Linked DNA regions of Homo sapiens: region 1 is linked to region 2. The links are chromatin contacts, found by Hi-C or POLR2A ChIA-PET in ENCODE. All regions are on one chromosome and are shown on one strand. The core of a region is the stretch at or near the end of the contact, and the rest is flanking DNA. Distances in the headings are between cores, read along the strand shown.

Region 1 (2,700 bases), core at 118-2,617, 66 kb after region 2:
GTTGGCCAGGCTGGTCTTGAACTCCTGACCTCAAGTGATCCGCATACCTCGGCCTCCCAAAGGGCTGAGATTACAGGCTTGAGCCACCGCGCCCGGCCCCCAACATCTTTCGTGTCTTGACAACTGCAACAGTCTCCTAATCAATAGCCCTGTTTCCACTCTTGCCCATTCCGCACCCAATAACCAGAATGCTTTTTCAAGAAGAGATCACATTTCTTCTCTGCTTAAAACCTTCCAAGCCCGGCCGGGCGCGGTGGCTCACACCTGTAATCCCAGCACTTTGGGACGCCGAGGCGGGCGTATCACCTGAGGTCAGGAGTTCGAGACCAGCCTGGCCAACATGGTGAAACTCCGTCTCTACTAAAAATACAAAATTAGCCGGGCGTGGTGGTGGGCGCCTATAATTCCAGCTACTCGGGAGGCTGAGGCAGGAGAATCACTTGAACCCGGGAGGCGGAGGTTGCAATAAGCCGAGATCGCGCCATTGCACTCCAGCCTGGGCAAAAAGAGCGAAAGCCGTCTCAAAAAAAAAAAAAAAAAAAAGGCCTTCCAAGTCCAAACTTTTTACCGTGGTCTATAAAGACCTAAGAGGTGCCGCTCCTACCTACCTATCCGACATCATCTCCTGCTATCTCCCAGCTCACCACTCTTCAACCACACTGACCACCTGAGACACGCCTAGCTCATTCCCGCCCTGCAGCCTTGACATCTGGTATTCCCTTTGTGTAGAATGGTCTTCCTTATGAGCTTCACAAGGCTGAGCCCTTCTTGTTAATTAGGACTCGGCTGCAATATACCCTTTACAGAGAGCTCTCTAATGGCCAACCTATCTAAAAGCAGCCCATCCAGCAATTATTCTACCATGTTATTTTTTGACCACTCACTGCTATCTGGAATCATCTTTTTGTTTATGATCTCTCTCCCGGCAGTAAAACACAAGTTCCACGAGAGGGGAAGTTTGTCTACCTTCGCTGCCGTATTCCCAAAGAGTGGAACAGAGCCTGGCACACAGTGGGCGTTCAGTCAACGTTTGCTGAATGGATAGAAAGACCCCGTGGAGCAGACACAGTGGCGTTCCTTTAAGATCTGCACTGCACAGGTCTCAGTCCCTCCCTCCTCTAGTTCCCCACAGATTTCCGACCCTCGGCCTCCCCACTCGCCGGCCCCCAGGCCTGGTCCCCGCTCCCGGCGGGCGGCAGGCTGCTTTTACCGTCCGGTCGAAACTCAAACTCCAGGAACTCGTGGCCGAACTTGCCCTTGTGCCCCACGTAGTAACGCAGATAAAAGTCACTCTCCATGGCTCCCAAAAGACAACCGAGCCTGAACTTCCAAGAGCAAGCCGCACTGCCGCCGTCTGCGCCCGACACTGACGTTTGCGGCGGCGCGCGGAAGTGACGTCAGGTCCCGTCGTCGCTGCGTGGAGGGGTTCCTTCTCGCTAACCTCTTCGCCCGGAAGTGGCAACAAGACTGCAACATCCCCTCACGCCTAGTCTGTAAAGAACTTTGTTTAACCCGGAGGCGGGGCCAGCCAGCTCCGCCCCTCCAGCTGGACGCGGGAGCGAGGTTGAGGTTCATACCCCTGGGTTCTCTCCAGGCCTGAGGCGGAGAGCCAGCCGCCTGCCTACCTCTGGGCTTTGAACCCCGGGTCTGGTGACTTCGCTTAAAGACCTCGGGCCGAAGGCCCGCCAGGCTCAACCTCGGTTCACAGGACCCCCGACTTGTGTGAGTCGTACACCGCTCTTTACCGTCTCTGGACCTAGGTCATCTCGGCAGTAAAATGGGGTGAAATGACCCGACCTCCCCGGAGGATGCCGCGCACGATGTGTGCCTCAAGTTGGCTTCCACTGACCTGAACTGTTAAGAAAGCCCTCCTCAGTGACGCCTTCCCTGAATCCACAGTGGAGATTGCCGTTTTCCTGGAACTAATTCACCCACACTTACCCATTTCATCCCTTTCCACCTTTTATTTCTACCTTTCTGCCCCACTGATCTCTAGAATAGGTGCTGGGAGACGTTAGAGTATTTGATCTCCCACTCCCCAGTCATCCCACTTACCGAGCAGTAATTCTCTGCCTGGCTGCACATTGCAATCACTTGGGAAGCCTCTAAAAATACTGATGCCAGGGCTCTACCCCAAGCCAGTTAAAATCTCCAGCGCTGGACCTGGGCATTGGTACTTTTTGTAAAGCTTTCAGGTGAGTCAGAGTTGAGGACCACTGACCAAAGAGGTCCTTTCTTTTCAGGGTAAAGTTGTCCTCTGTGAAGCCTTTCTGGCTCTGGAAAAAATTTACAGTTGAGTAGGCCCAGGGCAATCAAGATCATAATTATGTAATAGGAACCTGCTTTCACTCATCTAAGTTCCAGGCTTAGAAAGAATGAATGGTTCTAGAGACAGTGCCGAGATGACATCATTCTTGGGTCCTGGCGGCTAGAACTGTATACGATTCTGTAAGTTGGGACAGCAGTCTCTGATTCCTATTCCCAGTCTTTTCTTTTTGAGACGGAGTTTCGCTCTTGTTGCCCAGGCTGGAGTGCAATGGAGTGATCTCAGTTCACCGCAACCTCGCCTACCTAATTTTTAAACTTTTTGTAGAGGCAAAGTCTCCCTATGTTGCCCACGCTGGTCTCAAACTCCTGGGTTCAAGTGATTCTCCTGCCTTAGCCTCCCAAGTAGCTGGGATTACAGGCATGCGCCACCAT
Region 2 (2,700 bases), core at 119-2,618:
ATTCTGATTCTTTGGAAAATGAAATTTTCTGGTTAATTGAACTTCTTGACTGGCTGAATCCAGTCTAAATGCCTTCAAATAGACCCCTACCTGGCACACCATCATGCTTCCCTTTTGTTTTGTCAGTTTGTTTGTTTTAAATAAGGAGTTTCTCTCTGTCATCCATGCTATAGTGTAGTGGCATGATCCTAGCTCACTGTGGCCTCCAACTCCTGGACTCAAGTGATCATCTTTCCTCAGCCTCCCAAATAGCTGGGACTGCAGGCTTGTGCCACCACACCCAGCTGATTTAAAAAAAAATTTGTAGAGATGGGGTCTTCTTCTGTTGCCTGGGCTTGACTGGATCGCCTGGCCTCAAGTGATCCTCCCACCTCAGCCTCCCAAAGCACTCCCAGCACCACGCCTGGTCCATAATGCATCTTAAAAATGCAGATGACATGTTATAATTTTGCAGATATTGTTGTGAAATGTCTTGAGTGCCCAGAACAGGGCGAGCCACACAAAAGATGCAGAAGTCGAACAATGCTGGTGGTGGGGCTACATGCAACCTGGGAGCTGCTGTTGAACTAAGTGCCCAGCAGGAGCTTGTCTTCTTATTATTTACTGATCATAAAATTGAGTACAGACTGCTCTCATCCTCCTTCTGTGGGGTTCCTTGATTCTCTTGGTTGTTTAGACTGTGGATAAAAGGGCTTTTGGTAGTTGCTGGGGAGAAAGGTCAGCAGCAGCAGTGATGAGAAAGCAGCATGCCCACAGGTGGAAGCCTCGGAAGGGGTTCCTGAGAGGCTGCTCCGCCTGTGAGGTGCGGGAAGCACAGGGTCCTCCAGCTCAGTTAACCATGCATAGTGGCAGGCACTGCTCCTAAAACACAGAGTAGTCAATCTTCCTAGAAAATGCAAAATGCTCTTCTGACTCCACTTTTTTTTTTTAAGTATTCAAAACATCCTTTTCAAGCCCTGTTTAGCTCTTTTTATAGCTGTGTTTGGACAGACTGAACAGATGAAATTTACTTAACACTTCCAGTGTGGGTCTTTGGTTGATCACTACAGAGCCTATGTTTTGAATAAAATTTTGAATTTGCACATCAGCAAGAATTCTGCCATGAGAATTTATTTTAACATAAAAGCCAAGACTGTTCTCCTTGCCTCCATCCCTCGGCTTTTCCTCCCCTCCTCCCTCTTTCCCTTGCTCCATCCACAATGGAATTCTCACCATTTTCCCAGAACACCATGCCCTTTTTTGTCTGTGTCTTTGCACGCTCTTCCCATTGCCTGGAGTGCCCTCTAGGTCCATCTAGTGACCCAAATAAGACTTTAAGCCTAAACACAAATGTCCCCTCTTTTCTGACGTCCTCATGGACACACCCCTGGTATAAAATCACTTCCTCCTCTGTGCACCGAATGGTGTCTCACCCATCCGTGACAGCACTTACCACACCGTGCATCTGCTCACCTGCTCACCATCTGTCTCCCCAGAAAGACTGCCAGCTCCTCAAGGGCAGGGACCATGTCTCCTTCACTCAGCACCTTTGGCTCAAGAACACTAAGATATTTGGACCCTTGAAGTCTCAGTTTCCTCATCTGTAAATTAGGAAAAACACAACATCACTGAAGGAGATAGGGGAGGACTAAAGGAGCTGTGCTGTGCTTGGTACACAGGAAATATTCAGTAAAAATTCACCATTTTCAGGGATTCGTTATTTTAGAAGTTTACCAAAATGCTCCCTCTCCTCTCCCCCTGCTTCCTCTCCCCTCCCCTCCCTCTCCTCTCCCCTCTCCTCCCCTCCCCTCCCTCTCCCCTCCCCTCCCTCTCCTCTCCTCCCCTCCCTCTCCTCCTCTCCCCTCCCTCTCCTCCTCTCCCCTCCCTCTCCTCCTCTCCCCTCCCTCTCCTCCTCTCCCCTCCCTCTCCTCTCCTCCTGCTTCCTCTCCCCTCCCCTCCCTGTCCTCTCCCCTCTCCTCCCCTCCCCTCCCTTCCCCTCTCCTCTCCTCTCCTCCTCTCTCATATACACACACTCACACACACTATCACTCACACACACTCACACACACTCTAACACACACTCACCTACAAGCACGCACGCACGCGCACGCGCGCGCGCGCACACACACACACACACACACACACACTTGAGATGGCTGACCTGGAGGCCACCGTTTGCCCCAGGGGTAGATGCCAGAAATGGGCCAGCTTGAAACAGATGGCAAATACTCAGCTCTGAAGGACAAGCTGCCTGGTCTAGGCCTACAGGTATAAGAAAGAAGATATTTCAAGGAGGAAATGAAAAGGCAGAACAAGTTCCCCGTCCCCTGTCATCATGCTCGGCTCTGAGCTGGAGACAGGTGGGAGGTTTTGGAGAAGGAGTAAGAGCTCCAGATGTGAGTGTGAAGGGACCTCTACCCTGCCTGGCTAGATAGCTTCAGGATCGCCTTCCACATTCCCTCTTCACCCTCTCCACTCGGCTCTCTGCCCCGGGAAGTTGAGCTATAAACACATCAATGGGCCTCTCTGACCAGTGCCTCTGGTTGGATTCAGATCATGGGGAACAGTAACAGGACAAAGAAGGCAGGAGGAAAGTGAGGGTGGGTATTTATTCCGGGGCTTCCTTCTGCCAAGGTCCTATGGCTCTGGTCATGGCGGCTGCGGGTGGTAACAGCACCTACGTTACTAGCTAGCTCAGGGATACTGCACTGGACATGGGTT

The links. Hi-C counts contacts between places; a loop is a spot of excess contacts on that map. ChIA-PET counts read pairs that join two places held with the same protein, here RNA polymerase II (POLR2A). Pooled maps may share reads with other maps.
Region 1: a loop to region 2 is called in a pooled map, with 2.3 times the contacts of the local background. The contact joins the promoter of MAGOH here to the enhancer-like site in region 2. A Hi-C loop is called at or near these places in 2 of 168 maps with a recorded cell type or tissue (Calu3 and heart left ventricle) and 9 of 50 pooled maps. POLR2A ChIA-PET finds 5 or more read pairs at or near these places in 2 of 52 experiments (MCF 10A and activated CD8-positive, alpha-beta memory T cell).

Annotation. Positions count from the first base shown.
Region 1 is chr1:53,237,151-53,239,850 of GRCh38, forward strand. It overlaps MAGOH (mago homolog, exon junction complex subunit), which reads right to left and starts at 1,368. Exons shown (of 5, transcript NM_002370.4): 1 at 1,211-1,368. The coding sequence starts at 1,298. MAGOH-DT (MAGOH divergent transcript) reads left to right here and starts at 1,460. Exons shown (of 3, transcript NR_038953.1): 1 at 1,460-2,195. RefSeq lists enhancers at 1,021-1,662, 1,150-1,209, 1,250-1,379.
Region 2 is chr1:53,171,619-53,174,318 of GRCh38, forward strand. No RefSeq gene overlaps it. Among named protein-coding and RNA genes, the nearest start is that of CPT2, 24 kb to the right of the region's middle. Within about 2 kb of position 1,369, at least 3 of the 41 ENCODE cell types and tissues checked have a DNase peak (open chromatin) inside an H3K27ac peak, as active enhancers do.